Linked DNA regions of Mus musculus: region 1 is linked to region 2. Evidence: chromatin loops called from intact Hi-C (ENCODE). Cell type or tissue: left cerebral cortex. All regions are shown on one strand. Links, peaks and the distances in the headings refer to the core of each region. The heading gives the core; the rest is flanking DNA. Region 1 has its middle 58 kb from the start of Amer2. Region 2 holds the start of Mtmr6 (myotubularin related protein 6).

The links. Hi-C counts contacts between places; a loop is a spot of excess contacts. Peaks named below come from ENCODE experiments on the same cell type or tissue, not always from the same donor. Only the 100,000 strongest peaks of a DNase experiment are listed, where the experiment ranks them.
Region 1: it touches region 2 in a loop (10-fold over the local background); 2 of 42 quality-filtered maps call a loop at or near these places.

The regions. Positions count from the first base shown.
Region 1 is chr14:60,433,104-60,438,487 of GRCm38, forward strand. No RefSeq gene overlaps it. Among named protein-coding and RNA genes, the nearest start is that of Amer2, 58 kb to the left of the region's middle. In left cerebral cortex, for the core only: a CTCF peak has its summit at 2,606; a DNase peak (open chromatin) is centred at 2,600.
Region 2 is chr14:60,262,884-60,268,267 of GRCm38, forward strand. It overlaps Mtmr6 (myotubularin related protein 6), which reads left to right and starts at 2,322. Exons shown (of 14, transcript NM_144843.4): 1 at 2,322-2,478. The coding sequence starts at 2,455. It overlaps Gm38641 (a long non-coding RNA gene), which reads left to right. Exons shown (of 3, transcript XR_874661.1): 3 at 788-1,024. In left cerebral cortex, for the core only: a CTCF peak has its summit at 2,182; DNase peaks (open chromatin) are centred at 2,258 and 3,593; H3K4me3 peaks cover 1,409 bases; H3K27ac peaks cover 843 bases.

The DNA of each region.
Region 1 (5,384 bases), core at 183-5,182, 170 kb after region 2:
TGATTCTAGAATAAAAATTAGTGCTTTCAAATCTGTCCACTGACATAATCCACTCTTACAGAGGCCTGAAGGATGATTCAGTGGGTAGAAAAAATGTTTGCTTTGGAAGACTGATGCTGTGGGTTCTATCTCTGGAACCAACATAAGATAGAGGGAGAGAACCAACCTCCCCATGTGCACGTGGAATGCTTGCCCCCGCTTACCCCCACAGGAGTATACACGATATTAATACATTGAAGATCTGGTGGTTAATCCGGTTTCTAGAGAGGACAAAAATCCTCTCTCCAGGGAAGGGCCTGGGGCTTAGATGTTGGTTTCAATGTCAATTTGCTACAAATCAGGATCCCCCGAATAGGAAGCTTCACCTGAAGAACTGTCCTGGTTGCCTTACTGATGTGGGGCGGGGGCTCACCCCAAATGTAGGTGACACTTTACGATCGCAGCACAGATAAAAACAGGCATACCAGAAGGAAGAGCATCTAGCAGGGTTTTGCTCAAAGGCTTCCCTCCTGACCCTTGATTGACTTACCCTGTTGTTGGGGCTGCTGCTGCTACCCCCTTTGATGACATCAGAACCAGCACGTCCAGGCTTCCATTACTGAGGAAGGATCTCTGAGCATTCTCAGGTCCTAAGGACCAGATTAGGACTGCTGAGGTGCCCAGCCATGTGGACTGGATGACTACTAGTTGTCAGGAGTGGGACAACTGTTGTTATTATTTTAACACAATCAATTTAATATAGAGAATTTAATATCTATATATGTATATATATAGATATTAGATATGTGCTGTATATAATCTGTACCTGTCAGTTCTGCTCTTTTAGGGCCCCCTGATTAATATAGGGGTTGATTGCTTTTGATCCCAAAGCTTTCTAAAGAGTCTGCCACCTGACAATGCTGTTATGTTGCGGACCACTGCAGCACGAGCTATGATAGACTCAGATCACAGCCCTAGTTAGGTCCATAAATCCTCCTTGCTAATCTTTTTAAAACCATATTTTTCTATCTCAAAACAAAATCCCCTGGAGAATCCAGATCCTTATATAAACTTCACATCGACAAGTCACACTACTTACCTGTGAATGCTGAGAGAAGCCGTGGGGGAAAAGCCACTGTTTGCAATCCTCCTATAGCTAACTGTGACTAAAGCCAGGGTTAGGGTCCAGCAAGAGCCCTGGTACTGAAATGACTTTCCAAGTTATCAAGAAAGGTTGGAATAATCAGCTACTTGGCCTCTTCCAGTCTGTCCCTGCTGATTCAGCATGTTTGACCCTCACACCCATTTCAACGTTCAGAATATTCCTTTGTTCTAAATGTTGAGTTTTCTATTAAATAATTGGGTGTCATTCAAGGAGGCAAGCACTCAATTTCAAGGCAGATAACAAGCACTCACACACACATACACACACACTCATGCACACACATGTGCACACATGCACTCACAAACTCACAAATACACACACATACACATGCACATTCACATGTGTACATACATTCACACATAAATGCACAGAGATAAACATATGCACAGAGATACACACATGCACACATACACACATGCACACACACACATATGTACACATGCACAGAGATGCACACAAACACACATACTCACGCACATGCGCACACATGTGCATACACACAGACACACAGACAGATGCAGAGTACCACAGTTGCCCATGCCATATTTCCCCTTAGAGTTTGCTCAGGTCAGTTGTCCTGAGCCTTGGACGTGATGTTATTATGATGGATACAGACTCACTTCTGTTCCTCTCAGGCAAACCCTGCTTGTACCCACTACCTTGCAGAAAGTCTGGCTTCTCGCCACTCTGTTTGGGATCTGCAAGGTGGGTTTGGGACCCTGTCATGGGGTTCTGAGGATACCATCTAGAGCGTTGTCACTGTTAGAGAAGATGAGCAAGAAAAAAGTCAGTTAAGGTCACCCCCTGCAGACCACCACTGAATCCTTGCCAGGGAGTGCTTCAGAGGGATCTCTGAACACAGCAACTAGGAAAAAAGAAATTGGGTACCAATAGAAATAATTATTATTTATTTGACCAAAGAGCTCTATCAGAGGAGCAGAATGTGGGGCATGCCAAGAAAGATGCCCAAGCAGGTGGTGAGAGTGTCCACTTGACCCCAAGCAGAAGGTGCTGCTTATTTTAGCTACTGCCCTTGAGACAGGAGAAACAGATCCGGACCTCAGGAAACGAAGGTGTGAGTGCTCAGACCACTTCTTTGTATAAAAGGCTATAGTAAAGCCAGAGGGAACTTCACCAGTAAAGGTGCTTGCCACAAATCTCCAGGACCTACATGGTAGAAGGAAAGAAATGACTCTCGCAAGTTGTCCTCAAAAGCATCCACGTAGCCCTCATCCCACACAACTAAATAATGTCTAAGAGAAGTTTAGGTGGCCAAGGGGACAACGTCTTGAGATCTCAGACATTGTTCTCATGGTCATTCCAGGACACCAAGAGCTCCCAAGAGTCGCTCTTTAGGAAGCCAAGCCTTCCAGCCTACGGCATGGTCAGAACTTGGGGTTACTTGATAGTTGGGATTCTCAAACCATCTTACCAGTGTTGCTGAGTCGGGACTCTCCAGAAGAGGCAGCAGCAGACTGGGCCACCCAGTGGTCACCTGGCAGAAACATCTTCAAGGGAGTGATGCTACTTCCTACAATCAGTAAAATTGCTCATCTTGTGGAGAACAGTCATATCAGGGGAGTATTTGGTAAATATTATTGAGTCAGAATGTGGGGAATAGAAAAGCCACACTTTGCTGAGCCTTGAAAAAAGAAATTCAAGGGCTATGCGTTTACATTTACACTCAGTTCTCAGGCACAAAGATTGCCTATACTGTTTAATCCCTCGACTTCTGGGAGGAGTATAAGGGACTGTGGAGCTGAAGTCTGGGGTGTCTACTAGTACAGATTGATGATTAAGGAGTATATGAATATTTTGGGTGTTTCAGAAATGAGACCAGTCCTTTTCTTAGACAAGGAAGAATTACTTTATATTCCACAGGCAGTTCAAGAGTTCATCTTATTTCTAGAACTGTGCCATTCAATAGAATCACACACTCTCTTGTTAATATAAATAGATTGCCGAACAACCTAATTATTATACAAAAATGCATATATGTGTAAGTGCAGGCATTTATAGTCTGGCATATTTTTTCTATTTAAAAGATTTAAGATATGTATATTTAAATATGTAGTGTTTGAAATAGGATAATATGTGTAAGTCATGGTTTTTATAGCAAACCAACCACAGATGAAAAATATTTTGGGGTAAATATCCAAAATGTTCCTGTATCAGTTAGGTTTGGGGATTTTGATTTTGCCAGCCTGACACATGCTATCTGAAAAGATGTCATCTTAACTGAGAAAGTGTCCCCATTAGACTAGCAGATAGGCAAACATGTGTGTCATTCTCTTGATTAATGATTGACATAGGAGGGTCCAGCCCACTGTGGACAGTGCCATCCCTGGGCAGGAGGTCCCTGGTGGTGTAAGAAAGCAGGCTGAGAAAGCCACAGGGAGTGGGGAGCAGTGTTTCTCCATGGCTTTGGGCTCAGTCCTGCCTCCAGGTTCCTGCCTGGCAATCCTTCTCCCACTGTCCTTGATGATAAATTATAATCCCAAAGAGAACCAAACCCTTTCCTCCCCAAATTGCTCTTGGTTGTGGTGTTTATTGCTGCAACAGAAAACAAATCAGTACAGTTCCTCAAAGCAACATTTGAAATTGACACACCCTGAGCTCTGTGCTGAATGTACACAAGTGCAGTGCCCTGTAGGCACCTAACATGTGCTTCACATTACCTAGCGGTGACAGAAAATGTGCTGAAGGGTTCATGGAGGTTCCAGGTAAACGGGGTTCTAGGAGGGGCTTGGGCACCTTCTAGGCTAGAAGTCTTGGAGCCTGTTGGTGACTGTGTTACACAGATGCCTGCTGTATTCATGTAAGTCATAGATCCTGCATAGTATAATGGCAGGAGCCATCTAGAATAGATTAAAGGATAGGTTAAAGATGACTTTATAACTTTCCTGGAGATGGCCTACCATTTTTTTTAATGGACTGTGATAGGCAAGCTCTTGGAGGCAAGGCCTGAGAGATTTCATTTCACGATTGATTCTCGCTATCAATATGCCTTTCCTGTCATTATTAAACTAATATAATCCCTAGGCATTAGCCCACCCTACTGAACAGATTTCCTGCAGATCTATGATGTACTGTCTTTTAATGATGCTATGTAGACAAATGGGTGGTTTTTAAATTCCTAATAATGATTCTATAGAATTCCTAAGTTTATACTATAGAAAGGGCTGCAAAGTCTTCATGTGCCATGCATTAATTGTACTAAAATAGAAATCAGGCATGTAACAAATTTATAATCAGACATTCCTCTCTGGTTGTAAAACTATTATCTGATAATGAAGGTCCTAAACTGTGAATAAACAGTTTATTGTAGGTACAAGGGCAGAAGATAAAATATTGACTGGATATATATATATATATATATATATATATATATATATATATATATTCAATACTAATGAGACACTAGGCAGACGATTGGCTAACTTAGACCTAAGAATTATAGTCTTAAACTGTAATTTATCTGTTGGGCTAGTGGCAGATAATGAATCTTTAGTTAGATAACTAGACTTAATGAAAACACACATAAACATCTCTGTTGTAACTTCTTATTCCAATTATGATTTGAATTTATGTTTGAACTGGTAGTGAACCTTTGAAAAAAAATGTTCGGAATACCATGTGGTCATTCTCCTAAGTAAGTACAGAAAACTAGGAACGAAGACATCAAGTAAGCAAAGGAGACTCGAAAAGAAGCAGGGTTGAAGCAAAATAGCAGCAGAAGAGACAGTGGAATACAGAAGTATAACTGGGCTGAGGAGAGAGGCGAGGCAGGACAGAGCACAAAGAGTGGAGTAGAAGGAGCTGCAGAGAGAGCAGAAAGCCGCGGGCAGGCTTCTCCATACCATGGGACAGGAGTTTGCTTAACAGCAAGGCAGATAGAAGCTTTTCCTTTCTCTATACAATGAAGACTGAAGCTTATTATTCATCCAGGATTGAGTTCTTTCTCTGCTGGTGCTTGGACTTTTGCTCCATTCACCAAATATACACATGCATTGTAAGTATAGAGGTGTGTGTGTGTGTGTGTGTGTGTGTATACATAAATACTTGCGGAGTTCATGAGACAGATGGTTGGGCCCAGCATGTCTGTGCGTGTGTGCATGTATGAAATATTTGTATGACTGTGTATGTATCTATGCATATTTGCTTGTGTAAAAGTATTTCTTACTTAAATACTTCTGAGAGCATGACTTTGTTTTTCTCATTCAATAAAAGTTCATTGCTG
Region 2 (5,384 bases), core at 152-5,151:
TTGGTGACTATTTGGGGGGCTAAAGATAGCTCACTATAACTTGGCTCCCGCTTCCTAATCAGATCTCGTTATTTGGCCAGATTCTTACTGATAGTTACTGCATTTCTGACAAACATTAACTTAAGTTCTCCTTTTAAAAATATGTTTTTGTGAAAGATCTCAAATTATTAAAAGAATTGCTCAATGAAGGAGCTAGAGAAAGGACCCAAGGTGCCAAAAGGGTTTGCAGCCCCATAGGGGGAACAACAATATGAACCAACCAGTATCCCCCCAAAGCTCCCAGGGACTAAACCACCAACTAAAGAGTACACATGGTGGGACTCATGGCTCCAGCTGCACATGTAGCAGAGATGGCCTAGTTGGTTATCAATGGGAGGAGAGCCCATGGTCCTGTGAAGGCTCTATGCTCCAGGGTAGGGAATGCCAGGGCCAGGAAGCAGGAGTGGGTGGGTTGGTGAGCAGGGGGAGGGAAGAGGGGATAGGGGATTTTCAGAGGGAAAACCAGGAAAGAGGATAACATTTGAAATGCAAATCAAGAAAATATCTAATAAAAATATGTTTAAAAAAAAAGACTTGCTTATGGAGGAAATGAAGACTAACCAAAACCAAATAAAGTTGATTGATAGAGCTTAAGGGTGGCCTGTTTGGAAATCTTTTAAACATTTTTAAATCGTGAACCCTTTTCAGCAGAAAAACTTTTATTTATCTTTGGTTATATAGGTACTTACAATAGGTGTACAAATCAAACATTTGCTGATAATATTTTGCTTGTTTGTTTTTGTTACAGTCTCACTATGTGGAACAGCATGCTCTGAAATTTACAGGCAACAACTTGCCTCTGTCTCTGAAGTGCTGGGATTAAAGTCATGCCCCAGCATACAAGGTAAATTTATTTTTACAAACAATTCTTTTGTACACATACATCTTTACTACTTAATTATGAGTAGAACAGAGATAGATATGTTTTTCTGATACAGCTCAATTCAAAGATACACTAATTTGATATATACTAAGGAATAATAGGAAAATATGAAAAGTTTTGCTTTCTGTAATCAAACTGCTCTTTCTATAAGAGTAGCAATGTTTGTACAAACTGTAAAGACACCACAATTCATAACACATAGTAGATGAAATCTGATCTGAGGCAGTTACTGTCATGAACACAGCAAAGTACAGTTGTAGAGATTTGAGACCCAAAGCTTATTCCAGAAGCAAAGCCAGAGATAGGCTGCGTTTTTAATCAAGTTTTGGTCAGCTCCTGGTCCCCAGGGTTGCCATGAACAGTTTAAAAGTGTTGGTTTAATTGAAAGGTCTTTTGCAGGAGGCAGCCAGAGAAGCAAGGAGAGAGCACACCAGCTACCCGTTAGGAAGGCAAACTGCCCATCCCAGCCATTTTTGTTTATTTACAAAAGACAAAGATCAGAAAAGTTTCTAATAAGAATTTAACAGATGGGCTGTTGAAATGGCTTAGTGTGTAACAGCACTGACCACTCTTCCAAAGGACTTGAGTTCAAATCCCAGCAACCACATGGTGGCTCACAACCATCCATAATGAGATCTGATGTCTTCTTCTGATGTGTCTGAAGACAACTGCAGTGTACTTATTTATAACAATAATTAAATCTTTGGGCCAGAGCGAGCAGAGGTCCCTAAATTCAATTCCCAACAACCACATAAAGGCTCACAACCATCTGTACAGCTACAGTGTACTCACATACAAAAAAAAAAAAAAAAAAAAAAAACAACAAAAAAAAAAAACTTAAACAAAAAGAACTTAACAGATAAGCCATCTTTCCAACCCTGAGCAATATCTTTCAAATTAAAAAAAGACATTCATGTAGCATCTTAAATTAAAGTGCAGCCTTATCTATAAGCCTGTAAGAGTAATATCCTGCCCCTTGGTAACAAAGACCATACAAAATGTACTCAAACTTAATACTGATAATCATAATAGAATTTAATAGTTCATTACAGGAGCCCAGTGCTCCATGAGTTTCTAAATGTAATTTAACCTGGAATTTAGAGGTATCCAGTCTCGCACTCACTGGAAAATTCCTTTTGGTCAGGAAAAGGAATATCTTTAAACCTAGAAAAAGCTTCTAGTCCCTCTTGCTGATCCTTGTCTAGCTGAACATGTGGGTTAGCTTGGTTGGCCGGGGCAATACCAGTCCTCCATCAGAGAGGGCGCTGTACAACAGGCCATGCATGTGGCCCAGCTAGCATACGCTCTCTATGGGCGACACTCAGCCGGCTGTCAGGATCCCCTCTGAAGCTAAGATTTGCGGAAGTGTTTCTAGGCGACAGAGCTCTCAGATGACGCCTGCGCAGTGCCACCGGCGGCGGGGGTGGCTGACGCTGCCGGGTTGAGGGAGTTCCTGCGGGTGGCTGTCACCGCCCCGTTTCTCTCCCGATGGTGCTCTCCTGAGGCCAGCTGCCTGCGGGCGTCGCCCCGGGATGGAGCACATCCGGACAACCAAGGTAGTCGGCGGGAGATCCTCGCAGCTGCCGGGGTCCATTGGGCAGAGGCGGACGGGCAGTTTGGGGGTGCGGGGCCTCCGTTGAGGGCCGGCAGTTTGGGGGTGCGGAGGCCGTGTGGACAGCGCAGGCGCCTTGGCAGGAGGTGCTTGGGGAGTCGGCAAACGGTGGCCGCCCAGCGAGCTTTGCTCTTTTGGACAAGACTGGGGCTGCTTTTTACTTTGGGGGATTTCGGCCGATCGCCGCCTGGCTCGCCCCCAGGCTGGTGGGTCCAGTTATCCATCAGTGCTGTGCTGTTCTTGAACCAGTCTTGCTCTGGTTTAAGTGCCCCGCCCGCTCTTTTCCGCGGTGCAAATATTAGCGCATCCGAGGCCACTCACTTTTCTAGTTCTCCAGACACTTAGAGTTGATACTTCTGTGCTTCCAACTTTAGGCATTGTCTTAAGTGTAGGGAGCCAACTTGACAGCAGTTATGCAGAAGGGGAAAGAAAGGCTGTGTCATATTGTAAAAGGTCCATGGAACTTTCCTATAACTGAGCTTGTTTGTCAAGTCCGTGCTTAATTTTTCTGTGTGAGAAGAATTCAGAGAATGGCCAAACTTCAGCCTCAGAAAGGGCCAAAACAGAAATGGAGATCAAAGGGCGTGAATGACCTTTTAAGATGAGGAAAAACACCTCTCTGGGCTTTGCCAGAGCCTTAACTGTCACTTACTGTCTGTCCTAAAGGTCTTAAAGTTACAGGTCATTTGGGAATAAACTGCATTTTTTTCTTCATTATTCTTTAAAACGCTTCACAGTCCTTGATGTTATGGATAACATAACATGAATTTTTGTTAGGATTTATTTTGGAGTTTGCCTATACTATTTGTAGGAAATGTGGAGGTGCTCCTCTTCCAAAATTTTGGTTTTTTTGAGACAAGGTTTCTCTGTGTAGCTCTGGCTGTCCTGGAACTTGCACTGTAGACTAGGCTGGCCTTGAATTTACAGAGAGCTATCCTCCTTTGATTCCAAGTGCAGGGATTAAAGGTGTGCACCACCACTGCTTGGCAGATTTTATTTATTTATTTAAAGAGAAGGAACGTTTAAGTTGCTGACATTTAAAATTTGAAAATGGGAGGATGATTCGATGTACAGCAGAGGGTGCTAAGGCAGGGAAGAGAATGAGAGTGAGCATGGGAGCCCTTCTTGTCCCTGTCACAGGGCCCTAACAGCTGTCGGCTCAGAAACTGCCTTCTACTCTGAACCTCATTGCTTGTTTGCTGCTGAGAATCTCTCTCTCTCTCTCTCTCTCTCTCTCTCTCACACACACACACACACACACACACACATCAGTGAAAGCAAACAGAATCCAGTGAACTAAAAACACCCTGATCACTAAGTGAGCACTGGTGGGAAAATCTAGATGATTCCCTTCATTAGTTACAAAATGACCTCCGTCAGTTTATGAAGAACCGATCTGGCCTTTGGGGTGTATAGCTGTCATTTTTATGATCTTGAAGGTTGTTCCTGATTAAACCTTACTGTCTTCCTGGTAGGCCCATGCTGCTGTTAGGTAAGGCTGCTTTTTGCTCACCTTTTAGATCTGACCTTTTATGTCTTTTTTTAATGGTTAAGAGATTTCCAGTTGGTTTCCAACTGAAGTTGCTTCTTAAGGGACTGCCTTTGTTATTTTGTGTCACTGTTGTGGCAAGGAGGCGTTTCTCTAGAGAAGTCTTAAGTGGGTGTATATAGACTATAGTGGAACCGAGGTTTGCTGGGAACTAGCATGTACACACTTGACTGACACTGGCATCCCACACAAGAGCATCATGAACCTCACACTGTAGTCTGATAATTGTTATATAGACTCTACTGTTTCCTTAAATTATGGTTTGGAAAAAGTGTAGTCTTACAGAATTGCTTTGAACATAACCAAGTTTTTGTTTTTATTATGTATACTCTTCTCCCAAACATATTTAATTGCATAAAAATATGTTTTAGGCTAGGCGTGGTGGCGCACGCCTTTAATCCCAGAACTCGGGAGGCAGAGGCAGGCAGATTTCTGAGTTCGAGGCCAGCCTGGTCTACAAAGTGAGTTCCAGGACAGCCAGGGCTACACAGAGAAACCCTGTCATGAAAAAACAAAAGAAAAAAAAAAGTTTTAAACTCTGTGTAGTTTAATTGGTATAATCAGAATTGTTTGTAGGGCTCTCAGGATGGCTCAGTGTTGGTAAAGGGACCTGATGCCAAGCCTGACGATCGGAGCTGGTTCTCCAGAACCCACGCGGGGGAAGGAGGGAACCAACTTCTCAAAGAGTCTCTCTCAGCTCCACACAGGTTTCTTGGCCTGTGCATGCCCACCCCACCCTCAAGTAAAAGTAATAAACATTTTTAACTGATTATGATAATGTATGACTGTTCAGTGAGTTTCTTTTAATGTTGTTTAACAGCTGTCTTTGAAAAGTAATGATTACCTTCTGTTAGGCAATTATATCAGTGAACACAGTTATGTACCATTGTCATAATTTCACAATGTTCACATTTCACATATATGTTAGTTCATTAGCTCTCATCACCATGATGTTTACTTTTAATAATCACCTTGACACAAGGTAGAGTCACTTGGGAAGGGGGCCCAGTGACAGACATTGGCCTGTGAGGGTTTTTTTTTTCTTTTTGTCTTAATTGGCTGAGGTGGGGAAGGCCCATCCTAATGTGGGCAGCAGCATTTTGTGATCTGGATCCTGAATGTATAAAAGTAGAGAAAGCAAGGGGGCGGCATTTGTGCATATATTCTGTCTCTGCTCCTGAGTCTAGATGTGACCTGTTTTCTCAAGGTCCTGCTGTGACTTCCCCACAATGGTGGTTGGAATTTTAAGCCAAATGAACCCTAGCTTTATGTCAAAGAGTGTTATCACAGCAACAGACATG